2 separate regions of the Homo sapiens genome follow, and region 1 is linked to region 2. A link is an interaction called in ENCODE POLR2A ChIA-PET data of the cell type or tissue named here. Cell type or tissue: IMR-90. All regions are shown on one strand. Links, peaks and the distances in the headings refer to the core of each region. The heading gives the core; the rest is flanking DNA. Region 1 overlaps FGD6 (FYVE, RhoGEF and PH domain containing 6). Region 2 overlaps VEZT (vezatin, adherens junctions transmembrane protein).

The links. Peaks named below come from ENCODE experiments on the same cell type or tissue, not always from the same donor. Only the 100,000 strongest peaks of a DNase experiment are listed, where the experiment ranks them.
Region 1: POLR2A ChIA-PET joins it to region 2 with 7 read pairs; 2 of 35 experiments call an interaction of 5 or more read pairs at or near these places.

What each region holds. Positions count from the first base shown.
Region 1 is chr12:95,146,638-95,151,061 of GRCh38, forward strand. All of the region lies in intron 5 of FGD6 (FYVE, RhoGEF and PH domain containing 6), which reads right to left. Among named protein-coding and RNA genes, the nearest start is that of FGD6, 69 kb to the right of the region's middle. In IMR-90, for the core only: no CTCF peak of the experiment used is centred there; no DNase peak of the experiment used is centred there.
Region 2 is chr12:95,255,339-95,259,762 of GRCh38, forward strand. It overlaps VEZT (vezatin, adherens junctions transmembrane protein), which reads left to right. Exons shown (of 12, transcript NM_017599.4): 3 at 1,812-1,901. Among named protein-coding and RNA genes, the nearest start is that of VEZT, 40 kb to the left of the region's middle. In IMR-90, for the core only: no CTCF peak of the experiment used is centred there; no DNase peak of the experiment used is centred there; H3K27ac peaks cover 535 bases.

The DNA.
Region 1 (4,424 bases), core at 220-4,219, 110 kb before region 2:
CAAAATTGAACCACCTACACTGTAGTTTCTGGTCATAATAACCAAATGCTTGTTTAATGTGGAATTTGTAGAGCTAGAAATGGGCCTCTGAATTATGAAGCATATGATAATATTATTCTTACTAATTCCCCAAAACCTACAAATCAGAATCAGATTAACTTTAAGTTGATCTTTAATTCTTTTGAGATATTAACATACCAGCTTGGCCAGCTCGAATCACTTAGGGAAGACCTAAGCAAAAAATCAATGCAAATAAAATCAAGTATGAGCATCTGAGGCAATGAAGCACAAAACAGATGGCCTTGTTCATGGGGTCAGGTTTTATATCTCCAGCACCAATGAGGGGTATGTGACTTAATTACCAGCTGTCCTGACCCAGCTGCCTGACCTCAGGGCATTACTGAACTACTATCATGACACAATGAATTACAAAGACCAAATGAACATATGGACAGACATGGAGCCCTACAAGGTTCCCTGTCCTCATGAAGGACACCAGGAATCACTTCACTTTAAGCAAAAGCAAAGCAGCTGTGGAGGTCAAAGTGCTATGATAAATATGCAGAAATGAGTGTGAAACTATGGAGTAAAAGTAGAGGTGGGAAAGTCCCCACATTAACCATTTGACTTTGTTTTTAAAATAAAAATATTTTCCCAATGAAATTATTCTTCCCTCTCTATATGTAGACCCAGTGATACGGTATATAATCATCAGTGGTGCATAATCATCAATGCAAAACTGTAGAAAACATAATTGAAAGCAATCTTTTATGTCTAGTTTCCAATCTCCTTTAATAACACTAACAAGTAATCATCATAATAACTCTAAGTGACCAAAATCTAGCTTCATTGTCATCTTTAGAAGATGAAAAATAAGTTTCTCTGGTTTCCAGGGCAACTAAAAGAATTCTGAAAGCAAGCTAATATATCCAAAGATACACTATATCCTATACAGCATGGTAGAGATTTCAAGTAATAATTTTCAATCAATTGCTAAAGAACAACTAAGTACAAGGGCTCAGACAGACCAGACTTGAAAGTCTGGTTTTCCTATTAAGTAGTGGGTTATTTTTGACAGTTAGCTTACTTTCTTCATTGAAAAAAATAGGAATAACATCTATTTGACAGGGTTGTTACGAGGATTAAAACAGATAATTGATGTAACATAGCATGCTGCAAGGAACATAGAGAGCACTTAATAGAACACCATTTATTTAACTAAAGGGGATTTGGTTAAGTTAAATGATTAGATGAACATCATTTAAGATCCACAAGTCACCTTCCCTCCCTCTCTCCACAAGTCCCTGAAGGCTTGGAAAGACAGCTGTGAAACAGAGGCATCTAAAGAGAAGGAAATACCAAACCAAGGTAGGGAAAACACCTCAGCAGCAAAACAAAGGTACTCTGAACAATGAGCTTCATTCAGTGAAGAACAGTTCTCACATGAAAGAAGCTGCTCCAGAGTGAAGGTTTGGTAGCCATGTCAACAGAAGCTAGAGAAAGATTCTTTACAACTAAAGAAAAAATGCTGAAAATGGTTCACAAGACTCAAAAGTCAGGGTGTATTCAGTGAAACAGCATGAAGTGATTTTAACATGGAAAAAAAAATGAGAACTGAGAAAGTCTTCTATTCCTTTTACAATGCAAAAAAAAAAAAAAATCTATTTAGTAACAGACATCTGGATCCAGGCCTAGGGTAGCCTTGCCTCTGGCTCTATGGATTTTATTGAGTCTCTCAAATTTTCAAGGAAATGTACGTCTCCACCTAAAGAAATTAGTGAAGCAAAGATGCTTCATTACTAATACTATATAGCCAGTCCATCTTTGTCTAAAAAATCCCTTCCAAATATATATATAATATAATATATAGCATATATTATATTATATATTATATAATATATAGCATATATTATATTATATATTATATATTATATAATACATAGCATATATTATATAATACATAGCATGTTATATATATTATATAATACATAGCATATGTTATATTATATATATTATATATTATATAATACATAGCATATGTTATATTATATATATTATATATTATATAATACATAGCATATGTTATATTACATATATTATATATTATATAATACATAGCATATGTTATATTACATATATTATATATTATATAATACATAGCATATGTTATATTACATATATTATATATATTATATAATATATAGCATATATTATATATATTATATAAGATATAGCATATATTATATATATTATATAAGATATAGCATATATTATATATATTATATAAGATATAGCATATATTATATATATTATATAAGATATAGCATATATTATATATATTATATAAGATATAGCATATATTATATATATTATATAAGATATAGCATATATTATATATATTATATAAGATATAGCATATATTATATATATTATATAAGATATAGCATATATTATATATATTATATAAGATATAGCATATATTATATAATATATAGCATATATTATATATTATATAATATATAGCATATATAATATTATATATTATATAATATATAGCATATATAATATTATATATTATATAATATATAGCATATATATTATATAATATATAGCATATATATTATATATTATATTACATATAGCATATATAATATTATATATAATATATTATATTATATAGCATATATTATATAATATATTATATAATATATAGCATATATTATATTATATATAGCACATATTTTATATATATAGCATATATTACATAATATATAGCATACTATATAATATATAGCATATATTATATATAATACATAGTATATTATACATCACATAGTATATATCACATATATTATACATAATATATAGTATATTATATATAGTTTTATATAGTATTATATATATATAATATATATAGTATAATATGTATAAGAATCCCTTGAGCCTAGAAGTTCAAAACTGTAGTGAGCTGATTGCACCACTGCACTCTAGCATGGATGACACAGCAAACCCTTTTTTCAAAAAAAAAGGACAATATTTTGTCACCCTAACAAATTTGTTGAGTGTCAAGCTTATTGTCATTTCATATAAATTATGTTTGATAAATAAGTGACTATACATATAGTATTATATATAGTATATATAGTATATTATATGATATATAATACTATATAATAGTAATCATTATATATAATATATAGTACATATACTATATAAAATATGTATAATATATAATAGATTGCTATACTACATATCACATACACTATACTATATAATTATATATACAATACAAAGTATATTATATATACTACATATCATACTATATATTATATAGTATACTATATATGCTATATATTACACACACACACACACACACACACACACACACACACACACTTTTTTTTTTTGAGAGGGAGTTTCGCTCTTGTTGCCCAGGCTGGAGTGCAATGGCACAATCTCGACTCACCGCAACCTCTGCCTCCTGGGTTCAAGGGATTCTCCTGCCTCAGCCTCCAGAGTAGCTGGGATTACAGACATGTGCCACCACGCCCGGCTAATTTTTGTATTTTTAGTAGAGACGGGGTTTCTCCATGTTGGTCAGGCTGTCTCGAACTCCTGACCTCATGTGATCCGCCTGCCCTGGCCTCCCAAGGTGCTGGGATTACAGGCATGAGCCACCGTACCCGGCCCAAATATTTTTTTAAATGCAGACTATTTGTACGTTTACATAATATTTTTATTGAGATATTTACTAAGGCTAGCTCCCATCAGAGAGCAATAAGACAACCAAAAACCTTCCTATTAACTTGTACTTAATTATATCAGATGTCTACGGTGTGGTGGGGATGTTCAGGGCAGAGCAGCAAATATACAAGAAATTCATTTTGAAAAGCCACTTATTTATTAAACATATTATAATTTATATGAAATGACAGTAAGCTTGCCACTCAATAAATTTGTTAGGGTGACAAAACATTGTCCTTTTTTTTTTGGAAAAAGGGTTTGCTGTGTCATCCATGCTAGAGTGCAGTGGTGCAATCAGCTCACTGCAGTTTTGAACTCCTAGGCTCAAGGGATTCTTTTGGCTCAGCCTCCTGAATAGGTGGGATTATAAGTGTGTGCTACCCATGCCTAGCTTTGTCCTATCATTAAAAAAAGAAAATCTATTACAAAAGAGAACTGGCTGGGCATAGTGGCTCATGCCTGTAATTCCAGAACTTTGGGAGGCTGAGGTGGGCAGATTGCTCAGGAGTTCGAGACCAGCCTGGGCAACATGGCTAAAACCCATCTCCACTAAAAATACAACAAATTAGCCTGGCGTGGTGGATGGCTGTGGTCCCAGCTACTCAGGAGGCTGAGATGGGAGGATCGCTTGAGCCCAGGAGGTAGAGCTTGCAGTGAGTGGAAATCATGCCACCGCACTC
Region 2 (4,424 bases), core at 128-4,127:
TCTGTGTCTCTTAAATCTAACTCTTATTCATGATCTTTTTTGTACTCATTACCTAACTTAAAGGCCTTTATTGTTATTTAGCTGAGTGATTAATTTTCTTTTCTCTTTTTTGAGATGGAGTCTCGCGCTGTCGCCCAGCCTTGAGTGCAGTGGTGCGATCTCAGCTCGCTGCAACCTCCACCTCCCGGGTGCAAGCGATTCTCCTGCCTCAGCCTCCTGAGTAGCTGGGATTATAGGTGCCCACCACCACGCCCGGCTAATTTTTTGTATTTTTAGTAGAGACGGGGTTTCACTATGTTGGCCAGGCTGATCTCGAACTCCTGACCTTGTGATCCACCCACCTCGGCCTCCCAAAGTGCTGGGATTACAGGCGGGAGCCACCGCCCCCGGCCTTGAATATCCTTTTAATCATGCTTCTTGTCTACAATCATACCCTGCCAGTTTAGCCCCTGCACTATTGCCAATTATTTTTCTTTATTGTTTCGCTTCCTTGCATAAAAATCTTTGGTAGCTCCTCACACCCTACAGGATAATGTTCATACTATTATGGTGTGTAAGTCTAAGATCCTTTAAAACCTATCTCAGTGTACCTTTTTAACTTCCTTACTAATCCCTTCTTCTCTTGGGTCATAACTGTCCTGGAGTGCGCCACCATCCCCATGACATGTGCTTTAATGGCTCTTTCCTTCATCCTCTTCCCTTGACTGAAGTGATCTTCTCTTTTTTTTTTGAGATGCAGTTTCGCTCTTGTCACCCAGGCTGGAGTGCAATGGCGCGATCTCGGCTCACCACAACCTCTGCCTCCCGGGTTCAAGTGATTCGCCTGCCTCAGCCTCCCGAGTAGCTGGGATTACAGGCATGCACCACTATGCCTGGCTAATTTTGTATTTTTCGTAGAGACGGGGTTTCTCCATGTTGGTCAGGCTGGTCTCAAACCCCTGACCTCAGGTGCTCCGCCCTCCTCGGCCTCCCAAAGTGCTGGGGTTACAGGCATGAGCCACCGTGCCCAACTCGTTCTTCCCTTCTTTGTTAAATTCCTACTCATCCGTTAGGACTGAACTCCAGTGTTAGCTCCTCTCTGACCTCCTCTTTTCCAATACTTTTTCAGACTTTACATTGATTGTAATTCTTTATATTGTCTCTTCTTCTATACTAAGTTCTTGAAAACAATAGTTACATGTATTTATCTTTTTTCCCATGACCCTTTGCAGTACCTGGGATATAGTAATCACTCAATGAATATAAACTGCACTTACTGGCATGCTCAAGGAATGGGCTATTAAGGTAAATTGAATTTTTGGTTGATTCAGTAGTAAAGCTTTTTTATCAATATATGACAGTTTTTCTAAAATGGTCAAAGTATCTTTTTGACTTAGTATTGTGGAATGAAATGGTCTTAATATTTGAGAACTTGTAACCACCCTATGATTTTTCTTTCTGAAATAAATACTATCATCATGTTGACATAGTACATAGTCTCCCCAGGATAAATGGGCTGCTTCAGAATGACTTCTGCCTGCTCTTTAAAAATCGGATTTTCAGGCCTCATTCCAAATGTATTGAATCAGAATCTTTAGTTTGGGGGCCCAAGAATATGTTTCTAACTAAAATCTCCAGGTGATCCTGATATGCAACAAAATTTAGGAACTAATAAGGAGGCTGAGATGTACTGACAAGGTATATAACCTGGACAATTTTTTTCTTCCTTTTCTGATATAAATTCTCATTGATTGGAGGTAAGTACTTTGAAGTTTTTCTGCTGTTTGGGTATGCTTTTAATAATCCTATACAATGTCATTCATTTCCTTCAGCAAGGTATCCTGTTAAAAGTGGCTGAAACCATCAAAAGTTGGATTTTTTTTTCTCAGTGCAATAAGAAAGATGACTTACTTCACAAGTTGGTAAGTGGTCACTTCTTTTTGCCACTTTTCAGGGTTCTAGGTTATTAGTGAAATAATTGGTGAATCAGAATTTGTTTTGCTATCAATTTGGCCAGCAATTGATTTTTACTAGAGATTCTGCAGTAACTCAGGATCTTTTAATTTGGGCTTACTGGTATTGTTTATAGCTTTTAAAGAGGTTATTAGCCACTCAGAATGGAATACTCTGATAGTTATTGAAACGTTATTTGTTAGATTGCTAATTTACTATTGCCCTCTTCCTCCATTGACAGGTATCCCTCTCTATAGGTAAAGGAATATGTCATTAGTGGGATCAATTCAATCTGTTAAATCACAGAATTTCCCAAAGACTCGAAACAGTCAACCTGAAAGGTCTTTGTGATTTTTGTGAGGCTTTGTTTTTTTCTACTCTCTGCTGTAACAGAACTCCAGGGGGGAAATACTTCAACCTTCTGACGTCCTAACAATACAAAATCCAGGGAGTATAGCCTAAAAATTCAAGTTATGTGGTTCTCATGGCTCCCAGAAGGAGTAATGTAGTTACAAGTAAGCAGGTTTCAGGATCTCTGCTGGCCTGTAACCTTAAGAATTATCATTCCTGTAAATTAACATTTGTAAGGAGATTGTTTACAAAGTGCTTTCACATTTTGATTTGGTAATCTAAACAACACTATAAGATTTAGTCTGCTTCAGTAACGAGAAAACCAAGGTTCAGACAATCAGTTTGTTTTAATAACTTACTGAGTGAATTGTCTAAAAATGTTCAGCTAGAAAGTGATAGAGCCAGAATTTGAACCCAGGTCTCTTGGTTCCAAAGCCATGCTCTTTCTGCTATAGCATACGACCTCTCTAGCTCAAGTATTATTATTTTTTGGCTGACTAAAATTACTTTTTTAGCAATCCAAATTGTCAAGTTCTTTGTTCAGGGTTTCATCTTTGTTGAAGGTGTATTGAGAAGGTCAATGAAGTGTCTTATCGTCTACATATAATGCCATTTTTATCCAGGTGGAGCCATCTCATTCTTCAGTGATACTAGGACTGTGGTAAGGTATATGGATCCATATACATTTTTCTGTGATTTAGTCATAGTCTGCCTAGGCCTGGTCTTTTCATTCTTGATTCTGTGTCACTGGCCACATGTTTCATGTGATGTTTCACTATACAGTGCCAGCTTCTGTATGCATCCCTTTTGTGCCTATATTATGGAGAACTATAAGAATACATACCTAAGGATTAGTTTACTAGTAATGGAACAAGAAATTGCCAAGGTGGCTTTTGGCGTGAGATTGCTTGACTTTTTCCCCTTGATTGTGACGTATTTAAAATGTTGTTAGCTATACAGATATTGAAGCAGGCCCTCATTTCTTTTGTAAGAATATTGGCAATTGCTCTGTGATATCTGAACATTTTACTAATGTTCATTTTTATAGTACTTTTCTTAAAAATTAAAAAAATCCTTTATAGCAACCATGATGGGTAGTGGTAATGGCACTTTTTAAGTGCCTTTTAGCTTATAAAGTGCTTTCACACGTGTTATCTTATTTGATCCTTGTATAAAAAGCCCCATGATATCCAAAGTGATTAAGATCTTTGAAGAATACTGACAAATGAATAAGTTCTCTTCTTCATCCCTAAGGAAAAAGAAATCAAAATCTCTTAATTTTTTATCTGTGCCTTCTCATAACCTTTCATTTCATCCATGCAGAAAGGAATTCCTAAGTACTTTCTCATGCCACTTCCCTATTTAGATCCTGGAAAGATCTTTATCAATCAAATCAAGTCCAAATTTGTCACGTCAGCACTAAAGAGTCTGCATAATTTGGCCCTAACCTACCTTTCCAGCTTTGTCCACCAGTATTTGTATCAATGAACCCAGTCTTCATTTTCCTTTATTCCGTACTTATTCTGTATGTCTATGTTTGTGCTCTTATACTGTGATGGAATACTTTCTGTTTTTTTTTTCTTGATCCATTAGAATCTTTTCAATAAGCACTCCTAGCTTTTTCTCAAAGCTTTCCCGAAACTTCAGCCTATTGTGTCTCTTATTTTCTGCATCAACCTAGTAATAATTACTTTGTGTTCTATAAGTTTTTGTATTGTAATATATCCAACGTGTGCTTTTCTTTATTGTTTCAGTTATTGCATAGATAGTGACAACAGTAATAGCTAACATACAGTGCTTACTATGAGCCACTCTTCTTGGTATTTTATAGATACTGACTTATTTAATCCTCATAACAACCCTGTGAAGTAGCTACTGTTATTATCCCACTTTTGCCAAAGAGGAAACTGGCACAGAGAGCTTATTAACATGCTTAAGTTGTGGAGCAAGGATATAAAGCTAGACACTAAGTCCTGGCACTCAGACTTGTTGAAAATGTGCCAAAGTTTACATAGTACACATCCCAGGAGCATAGAGCCTCCAGCCATGCAGGTGATACCTGCTAATATTTAAATCGATCAGAATTAGCACCTTTTCAGTTTCTTCATTTGTTTGAGACCTGGATCTGGGCTTCCCAGTCC